2 separate regions of the Homo sapiens genome follow, and region 2 is linked to region 1. The links are chromatin contacts, found by Hi-C or POLR2A ChIA-PET in ENCODE. All regions are on one chromosome and are shown on one strand. The core of a region is the stretch at or near the end of the contact, and the rest is flanking DNA. Distances in the headings are between cores, read along the strand shown. Region 1 has its middle 85 kb from the start of LINC01023. Region 2 has its middle 210 kb from the start of LINC01848.

Region 1 (5,090 bases), core at 2,417-4,916:
GAGAGGAAGGCATATACAGGAACTCTCTACACTTTCTGTTCAATTTTGCTGTGATCCTAAAACTATCCTAAAAAGTAAAGTCTATTTTAAAAATTTTTAAAAAGCAAGTCAGGATAAGGAGTTGAAAGTTTAGACTGGAGCTCGTAGATTGCTCTTATCATTTCTTGAACAGGGAATAACATGGTTAAGAGGAATGTTTGAAGAATGACACCTTCCACAATGTATAGAGTGGATCACAACATCAGGAGGCTGTGGCAACAACACAGATGCAAGGTGATGAGAGAGGGAATGAAGGTTTAGTGATGACCTGAGATTTGGCAATTATGAAGGAAGACTTGATGATTGACAACTCCTCATTGCAAGACCTTTAGTTTTCGTTTAATTATTCCAATAAATGAAAGTAGTAGTGAAGTCATCTAAAAGGAAAGGCAGAAGTATGAATTAGGAGTTGAAATGTGCATTCAGTTCTGAAAACTCTGTTCTTCAGAACAAGGCTGGAAGGCTGCGCATGGGAGGCACCTGAGTACATAAAAAAGCTGCTCTGTGAATTATTTTAAAAATCTAATTTGCAAAGGCCACTGGCATTGCTTGGGTGCATTTGTGTAAATCAGGCACTCGCTTAAGTCATCTTCAACAGCTAAAGTTATAATTTCCATGCAAAGGCTCAGAATATTAAAACGTTAATTGAAAAAGAGTACTTTGAAAATCCTGTTCACAGAGTTCATTCAGCTGGGCAAGATAGGGTCAGGCCAGTTTTTCATCTGCAGAATAGGCTAAGCCTTTTTGCATGATTTTCCTGGAAAACAAATCCTTCATATGGCAAATGAATGACTCCTTGGTCTGTTTGCTTTATTAAAGGCTATCGTGGTCCTCTTTATTTATTATCCTCTCAGTTTCTGCTAAACTCACAAACTTGAATATAAAATGTCCTGCATTATTTAATCTGCTAGCTATTGTTTATCCCCTCTCTTAAGAAGCCAGGGCTGGCAGACTCAGCTTCTATTACAATGGCTGTAAAGTGTCTGTGGCATCTGTGACAAGGATCATCCTGGCAGGGCAGGGGTCTGCTGCTCTGTGCTCTTCTGCTGCAGGCTGGCAACTTGGGGTAGTGGGCACAGATGCTCCCCAAGCTCTCCCTTCTACCTCCCAACTGCTCCTGCCAAGCCTTAGATCACCTTTACAGAACAGAGGGTAACTCAATGACAGCATCTCACACAAGCTAATCTTTCCTCTGAGGCAGCTGACAAAAGCTGCTGAGAACAGGAGAGTGATTCTGGGTTCCCTCTCTGAAGGTCTTTGCTGATTTCAAGGTCAGGTAGGTAATGCACATGGTATCTTAATTACAGCAGATGCCACATTGTCTGGAATGAAATAGAAAACAGGGATGAAGATAATTCACATGCCTCATCTGGTCCTGATACTTTCCCTACATTATCACATTTTATCCCTCTCACATCTTATGAGAAAAGAAACATTATTTTCCCTCTCCTTATAGGTGAAAAAAATGAAAGCATAGGGATATAAAAGAACCTGCAGGCAGGCATTCTGATAAGCAGTGATTAGTAAGTGCAGAACTTGGGGGGCTAAGCCAGGCCTGCCTAACTTCAGAGCCCAGGGCTTTTCCCTCCACTGATTCTTGCCTTGGAGTTTTCCAGGCCCACTTGGGACCCCAGAATTCTGTGCCTCCCCTACCTGTACTTACATTACTACATTACTTCCAAGTCCTTGCCTGAATGGCAGAACCCAAGGGCTCACCCATAAAGTTACTTCTCTGTCTCTCCCACAGACTGCAGGTCAGTTGGGAGATTTTCATTCTTATCACGCACATCAATTTTTGTCAGTGGTAGGATTAATTTAGCCCATTAAGTACTTTCCCATTAGGCCTGTGGCTCAACTGAGGTGTCAAAATTTGATGTCTTATATTTTATGAATTACACTGATATTCTACTTCTTTGATTCCTTTTCATAGTCTGTGTTATGACCATCTGGACACCTCCTTCTTTTGGAGTTTTGGGATAGCAACAAAGCAAGTACAGAATACTGAACAGATCAATATAGTTAAGCGCATTACCATAATCCACAGACATTAAAACGTCAATACCTCATTCCCCTGACAAAGCTTATATCAACAGAAGGCCCCATGGCACAAGAGATAGATTCATTAGGCTTTCACCTCTGGGAATGGGTTTCAACAAGCTTAGGTCACTTACAAAGATGAGTTTCATGGTCTTAACTTTGCCAAACTTCGTTTATTAGTATTTGGGCTCCAATTATAATCCAATCAAGCCAATAACTTTTCCTTACGAAAGGGACATTCTCCACATGCATCCCATCAAATGCATAATGTCAACATGAGAATTTATTTGAGCTGTGTGTGACCAGTCTCCTGTTCTACTAAAAATACTTGCAAACATTTAGACTGAGAAGCTTTGCATATAACCACATCAGTATGTTAATCCAAGACATGACGAATCATCATTATTTTATTTTTTTTAGAAACAGGGTCTTGTTCTGTTGCTCAGACTGGAGTCCAGTGGCACAATCTTAGCTCACTGCAGCCTCAAACTCCCGGGCTCAAGCAATCCTCTTGGTTCAGCCTACCAAATAGCTGGGACTACAGGCACAAGACACCATACCTGGCTAATTTTTAATAATTTTTTTAGAGATGGAGTCTCACTACGTTGCCTTGATCTTGAATTCCTGGCCTCGAGCCATCCTCCTGCCTCAGCCTCCCAAAGCACTGAGATTACAGCCACCACACCTGGCCTCTTGAAGAATTTTAAAACTCAGTGAGTATTTCTTGGGCACCTACTGTGTGCCTGGCACTGTTCAGGACACTGGAGACATAGTGGTGTGCACAAAAGACTAGGAGTTTATATTGTAGCTGAGGAGACAGATAAGGAAACATGTACATGAAGTCATCTCACGTAACTAACTATAGATGCTGGGAAGAAAACAGACATGATAATGTGATGTGGGGACACACGAGGTAGGGTGGTGAGAGAAGTTTCTGAGGAGTTGGATCCACTGTGTAAAGAAAGTGGCCATGCAGGAAGTTAAGGGAAAGGTGCCCTAGATATAAAGAATAGCAAGTGTGATTGCCTTGAGGTGAGAATGAGTTTGTTTATATAAGGAATAGAAATCAGGCCATGGGGGCCTTAAAGTCAGAGAGGTTGGCAGGAACCAGATCATGCAGAGCCTTCCTGGCTGTGGTAAGAGACTTGGGGAGTCACTGGAGGGTTTAAATGAGAGAAGTGACATTACTATTATTGTTATTTTATTTTATTTTAAATTTTACTACTTACCATTATCATTAATTATGACTCATTTTTTAAAAGTAAAAATTGTTCATGCTATGGCAGGGATTCTCAACAGGGGGTGATTTTTGCCTCCTGGGGACATTTGTCCATGCCTGGAGACAGCTTCAGTTGTCACACTGGGGAGTGCTACTGACATCTAGTGGGCAAAGGCCAAAGATGCTGCTAAACAGCCTACCATGTCTGGACTACCCCCTACAACAAAGAAATAGGCAGCCTAAACTGTCCGTCGTGACGTGCTTGAGAAACCCTGAGCTATGGCAGGGAGAATGGAGAACTGGAGAAGGGGAAAGAGTGGAAGCAGGAGGCTGGAGCAGAAACTCAGAAGAAATGTTGGTTATTTGGACTGGAACGGTAGCAGCAGGGCTGGAGAGAGTGACTCAGGATACATTTTGGAGATAAAGCTGATAGGACCTGTCAGTCAGTTAGCTGTGGAAAGTAAAGGAAAAGGAGTCAAGGGTTACTCTCATATTTTCAGTCGGAGCAACTGGGTAGACAGTAAGGTCATTTACCAAGATGGGGCACAATATGCGAGGAATAGGTTGAGAGGGGAAGATCAAGAATATTGTTTTGGACACATTAAATATGAACTCTGTTAAACTTCCCTGTGGAGATATCAAATAAGGGCTGAATATATGGTTCTGAAACTAAGGGTAAGGGCCAGTTATCAGCAGGTAGATTAGGGGACAAAGTGAGGAAGAAGATCCAGTGGTGGGGACCAGGAGAGGGAGGTTAGGAAACCAGGAAACTACAGTGCCCTGGAAGCCATGGGGGAAAGGATTTGAAGAATGGTGCTGTTATCTGTGTTGAATGTTTCTGAGGAGCCAGTGAGGTAAGAGCAAAAAATAACCCCAGAATTTGGGTGTCCTGGCTGGCTTTCGTCAAGGCAGTCATGACACAGACTATCACAGCTTTGTTGGAGTGGACAGGATTGAGTTCTGATTGAAGTGGGCTTCAGAGAGCAAGGGGGTGTAGGAAATGTAATCAAAGAATATTACTTCTTTCAGTAAATATTGATGAAAAGAGAATCAGAGAAATAAGGCAGTAACAGAATTCCAATTATAGAACAACACAAAAAGTGTTATTTTAAAAAACAGGGTTCTTTTTTTGTAAGTCCCAATTTGTGACATTTACTTATGAAATTAACCAATAGAATTTAAATGAATATTTTCGTGGTGTTGCAGGTGTTGGTAAATAACACATGCATTTCATTCAAATTAGAACTCTGTTTTATAAATGAAATTCCAATAAAATTTTCTAGAACCACTGAAAAACCACTAAAACTTTAGAATGGTAATTTTTGGAAGAATGCATTTGGAAAACCACTATACAAAATTAGCTTTAACAGCAAAATTTCATACATCAATCAGTCAGTAGGGTAATAAACTTATACTCACAATAGGCCTTTCTCTTGGCCCTGAAATTATAGCAAGATTTCAATCCTGTTTTTTTTTTTTAATCCTGTTTTGTTTGTTTGTTTGTTTGTTTGTTTGTTTGTTTTGGAGATGGAGTTTCACTCTTGTTGCCCAGGCTGGAGTGCAATCTTGGCTCACTGCAACCTCTGCCTCCCAGATTCAAGCAATTCTCTTGCCTCAGCCTCCTGAGTAGCTGGGATTACAGGCATGTGCCATCACACCCGGCTAATTTTTGTGTTTTTAGTAGAGACGGGGTTTCTCCATGTTGGTCAGTCTGGTCTGGAACCCTTGACCTCAGGTGATCCGCCCACCTTGGCCTCCCAAAGTGCTGGGATTACAGGCATGAGCCACTGCGCCC
Region 2 (5,343 bases), core at 2,637-5,136, 1.4 Mb before region 1:
ATGTTGCTGGAGTTATCTACCTATAATTTTTTTCCTTATTAGAGTTGCTCCTCTCCCAATTCTAAGGGTTCTGCTGTGTTTCCACAGCCCATATATTTTGGGCCTCCATGGACTTAATTAGAACTCTTCCTTGGGATTTGAAATGGTAACTGAGGAAGTTATTCAGACTCTGTGCAATTGAAGCTGGAAACTGTCAGTAGCCATATTCTCTGCAAGTCTATTTAATAACCTAAAAGAGCTCAGGTGTCATTTGATTATCTAGTTCAGTTGTTGCTAGAGCTTGGAAGTACCACTACCCTTTTCAGCTCCACAAATGAGCACATTATTTACCCCCCAAAAGACTCCTTTTTTTGCCCAGGGTAGTCAGAAGTAGATGTCTGTTCATTCCAACTATAAGAGTCAAGATTAATATTTCTAAGGATTCTGTCTATTTGAAAGGCCTCTGCTTTGGGTTATTCTTTTATAGTCATTTCTTCTCCCATCCTACCTTGCAGGAATTTTTTTCCTTTGGTCTTGTGCCTGGAATAAGTGAAAATTAAAACCCTTCTTTCCAGCACTCAATATCAAATGCTTTCTCCCTATGCTCAGATCTCTGGTTGCACATTTCACCTGTTGCTTGATTTCAAACACAAAAGCTATCTATATTTCTCTTTCTAAAGAAATAAGAGGGGAAAATGTAATTACAGGGTCTGTCACAGCATCTGCAGTATATTAGCTCACTGTAAATGTCACTTAAGTGCCTTTACATTTCAGTGGTGACCACAAAGATGGTGGAATAGATTCAGGGCAAAAAGATCCCTTATTCTTCTGGCCTTTTAAAAAGAAAATAACTTGAAGAGGTTACTTTTCATTAAAATAATTCATCTATTTTTCAACTATTCTGTGTCAAATGAGCACTGTAATTTAACAATAATATTTTTGGCTAATCTGCTATGGATTTGGACAAACTAGTTAAATAAAAATTAATTGCAGAAATTACTTATATAGTACTATCATTTATTCCGAGATCAATTCTAATGAAAGGCTGGAATGTAAATTAAGATTTCTTTGTCATCACATTACCCATAGGTGTGCTTACATGCATATGTCTACATCAGACAACATATTTAGTTCCTGAGGTAGCAAAAGCAGACTAAAATACCATACTAGGTCTAGGGCATATTATCTAATTTTCATGAGACACAGTTTCTTCATTTGTAAAATTGGGATACTAATGTCTTCCCAATTTGATATCAAGATTAGAGGTCATGAATATAATGTATCTAGAGGCATTTAGTATTCAGTGAATGTTAACTCTTGTTATATGGCGTTTGTTTGTTAATACTACCTAGACACACATACAATCACACACACATAAACATGCCTACATGCACAAAAATGAAATTATCTAAAGGGCATACTGAGATACTCAAAGGTGGAATTATTGACTCTACCAAATCTCAGAAAATTATTCAAAGTCATTCAAGAGATGCTACTGTGTCACTACCTTCTGCAAACAGCAACCTTCTTAGAAGGTAGTGGGAAAATTCAATGAGACTTTGATGACTTTGGGTTGATGACTTAGGAAAAGAATAGCAGCAGAGATACTTGCCAACTTTATTCTATTTATCTCCAGTGAGAACTAATAGTGCTATTCATTTTGAGTGACCCTAAATAGTTCTTTGCACTTGGATAATGCTTGTGCAGCCATTAAATTGACTGTTTGGGAACAAATGGGCAAACAAATGCCAGCAACGGGCCTCACCTTTGTCAGATCCTATCAGTTTCAGCTGGCACTGCCTTTCTATCACTGGCCTTCAAGAGAACATGTGACCCAACAGGCAGATAACTAATTTGAGAGTCACAGCAGTTAACTGCACTTTTTCAGCATCTTGTTCAAACTTGCCCACAGAAGCATGCCATGGGTAATGTGATGAGTTTTCAAATCAAAAAGACTTAAATTGGAAGCCCAGGTGGATATCTCATGGACTGAGTAACTTTAGATAAGTTGTACAACCTTCTGAATGTGTTTCCTCATCTGGAATATTTTCTACCACAAAAACCTGTTTTTACAAGTTTGTGTTCATGTATGTAAATTACCTACTAGAGGGCCTGGCAAGCCATAGTTGGTAGCAGTTCATTTCCTATAAAGTACTGTCAGCATTTCCATTCACCCTATGATGCTATGTTAGATAAATGCCAAATCTAGAAACACTTTCATCTAACAGAACAAAGCCATGAAAAGGTGAATGTCCTTAACAATGAACAATGACTGCTCATTAGTCAAAAATTGTGTTCATACAGCTTTTGAAAACTCATGATTTTTGCATGCACTAAAGCTATCTGTCTTTAAAACAGCAGATAAAATACTGAGCAAATGTTAAATTTAGACTTCACAAACAAGAGGACTTTCTGCATATCTGCTTTGTTTACCTTATATTCACACACATCTAAAAATTTCAAACAAGGTAGATTGCAATTAAGACAGAGTTTTTCTTAGTATCAGTTTTTATATCTTTAAAATGGGGATAGTGCAAATCTAATATGTTAGTCATGACACTTAATAATGTCAATAAAAGTGCTAAGTAAAATTTAGGATATTTTATGAGTTGTGAGCTCTTTGTACTACCAAGTCAAAAACAATTATTCTTTGTAATAGCAGTACCCAACTCAGAAATGTGGTAACTGTCTTTCTAAATTACATTGATTGTTTATACTGCAAAATTTAAAACACATGATATTTTAAGTAGCACAAAGAAATTACATCTATAAATATCCCTAAAATGGTAAAATGTAGCAAAATACTTTCTCATACTACAGAGAATATCCTAGTTTATAAAAAGTCGAAGTAAGGTTGTACAATGAACAAAAATAGCCAGATTTGTTTTATGTTTTTTTAAAGTTAACCAGCAGCTGACGGCGAATCAAATTCTTTTGTTTTGCAGCATTTAAGTGTGCAATGTGTTGAGCAATCACTTGTACAAAGCCCCAGATGCCCGATGAAATGTGCTAACAAGATTCTGTCTGCTCTGCAGAAGTTAGAAACTCTTGCACAACTGTTTGTTTTATTCCCTCGGCTCTAAAGTTTGTCAACTTTTGGTTCCCAGGTATAATCTACGTCTAAAATCTGCCAGTTTTACCATAATTAAACACATTCCCGTATCTATTCAAAGTACCAGGAGCAATAATTATAAAAGATTTATTCCTAATATAAAAATTATATAAAAATTATAATTATAATAATTATAAAAGATTTATTCATTTCATTGCAAATGTAATGAAAGATATGGGTCTTCTCTATATATACAGACACACACATATGCACAATCTTACCTGATACTTCAGGATTTGGCCATCCACATAATATAATTTAAGCATCCTTGATACAGAAGAAGCAGGTGTGTGTGGTTGTGAATTCGGAAAGGGCAAATAGTGAGTTCTATTTGTATAATATTCATCTTCTATATCCTATGACTAGCACAGTGGTCTGACAAGAGTAGATTTTCTGTAAATGTTGAATCAATAAAAGAATAATTGAAAACTAAAGTATAAAGAATAAGTGGAAGACAACTGAGAAGCCCTGATTGTCTATTACATAGAGAAATAACCAAATCCTCCCTTAAAAAACACTCACACAATATAAAATAGGTAATCTGTGAAGCTCTACTGATACTCTGTTAGCACTGCCGGCTTACTCCAGGGGCCAGGAGGAATTAACATAGTTTCACATAGTGACTGATTTACAGCAAAGAAAGAAATTGTGCCTGGAATCTATGAGTCTTTAGAGAGCACAGCTTTTACGTGGTTGCGCTGAGTGATGTGTCAATCCTTGACTCATTCACAAGTAACATTCTCATTTACTAGGCAATGACATCACAGCTGTTTTCTGCAAACCACAGAGGACTGAATGTGCCTCCCTGCCCACTTTGGCTGTCTGACAGCCTGTAGAATGTGTGCAGAGAAAGGCATTCACTAACTTACCATCCTCTCTTTTGGGCAGCAACATTATCTGAGACAATATTTTAACCACGTAGATTGTGACACCTACCTAATTGTTTGTGTCTGTTAATAGAAACCAGCCCAGAAATCTGTGTCAGTATTACCTATTCCCCTGACACCATTGGTATTCCAAGGAAACCCCAAATCTCCAGAGAAGATGTAGACATGCTCTTGTTCACAAATTTCTACTGTGCACAGCTGTGAACGTGAGGCAAACATACAAGACACTGACGTCTCTGGAAAGTAGAAGAGAAAGTAAAGTTTCTCCAGAGACTGGCCACCATGCAAGCTTCTTTTATTCTTTACCTTTCCCCTCATTTCTAATACAAAAGAGTATCATATATTTTAACTTACCCAATTCCTTTGGCTATCAGAAATCACAAGCAACAGCAACAGATGCAAATAAGAAGGTAATTTGTCATGATTATCTAAATTGTACGTATCAATCTGGTGCGAGAGTAGCCATAGTCCTTTCATACCTCCACAAATGATATGGGAAGGGTGTACAAAATTTGAGCAGATATAAACCATGTGTTGAAAATTTTTGTAATCAAACATTAACACCATGAATTACCTCTCTCTCTTCACTGATTCTTCATATATATACATATATATATATGTATATATATATTTGGAAATAGAAATACTTATATATATAAGTATATATATATATAAGTATATATATTTATATATATATATACTTATATATATATATATATATATAAAATATACATTTGGAAATACTCAGTCATTTAGTTTTCTCCAGGGGTTAATATCTACCCACCTGATGATTAAAATCCAATAGGACTGGAAATGTTTAGCTCTTCCTGCCTCTGTGTCCTCTAGTCTCCATCACCACTCTCACTTGCCTAACTTCAAAATGGCCCCAGGCTAAAAAAATGAAGAAGTCAAAGGATTAGACCATTTCTTTAGCAAGCACCATTTTCCCTTTCATTGAAGATGAAATTTAACAGGTGAAAGTGAAAACTGAGAAGAATGAGAAATTCCTTTATTTAGAACTCTGTAGAAACTTAACAGTACTAGGCAGCTGCTTTGAGGAGACATAGCAAGCTTATTTATTGTAAGTAAGAGGCAGCACAGAGAGGGTTGGGTAAAAACAACAAAACCTGTGTGCTCTTCCAGCCTCTTAGATTATTATGGTTTTAATATAATAATATGCTCTTTCCTTCGTTATGTTCGCACACACATTCTTGTGTGGAATAAATGATGTCACTAAATTAAATTTCATCTGGTAGCCCAGTTCACAGGGTCCAAAGGGTTAATTTTGTTCTCTTTCTTTCAAAAACAGGAAGGTCTGATTAAGAGTTCAATAACTAAATGATCTGAACTGTATTAGATATCACA

The links. Hi-C counts contacts between places; a loop is a spot of excess contacts on that map. ChIA-PET counts read pairs that join two places held with the same protein, here RNA polymerase II (POLR2A).
Region 2: a map of left ventricle myocardium superior shows a loop between it and region 1 (12-fold over the local background). The contact joins two enhancer-like sites. A Hi-C loop is called at or near these places in 1 of 168 maps with a recorded cell type or tissue (left ventricle myocardium superior). POLR2A ChIA-PET finds 5 or more read pairs at or near these places in 1 of 52 experiments (activated CD4-positive, alpha-beta T cell).

The regions. Positions count from the first base shown.
Region 1 is chr5:108,640,852-108,645,941 of GRCh38, reverse strand. No RefSeq gene overlaps it. Among named protein-coding and RNA genes, the nearest start is that of LINC01023, 85 kb to the left of the region's middle. RefSeq lists an enhancer at 3,320-3,614. Within about 2 kb of position 3,666, at least 3 of the 41 ENCODE cell types and tissues checked have a DNase peak (open chromatin) inside an H3K27ac peak, as active enhancers do.
Region 2 is chr5:110,085,659-110,091,001 of GRCh38, reverse strand. No RefSeq gene overlaps it. Among named protein-coding and RNA genes, the nearest start is that of LINC01848, 210 kb to the right of the region's middle. Within about 2 kb of position 3,886, at least 3 of the 41 ENCODE cell types and tissues checked have a DNase peak (open chromatin) inside an H3K27ac peak, as active enhancers do.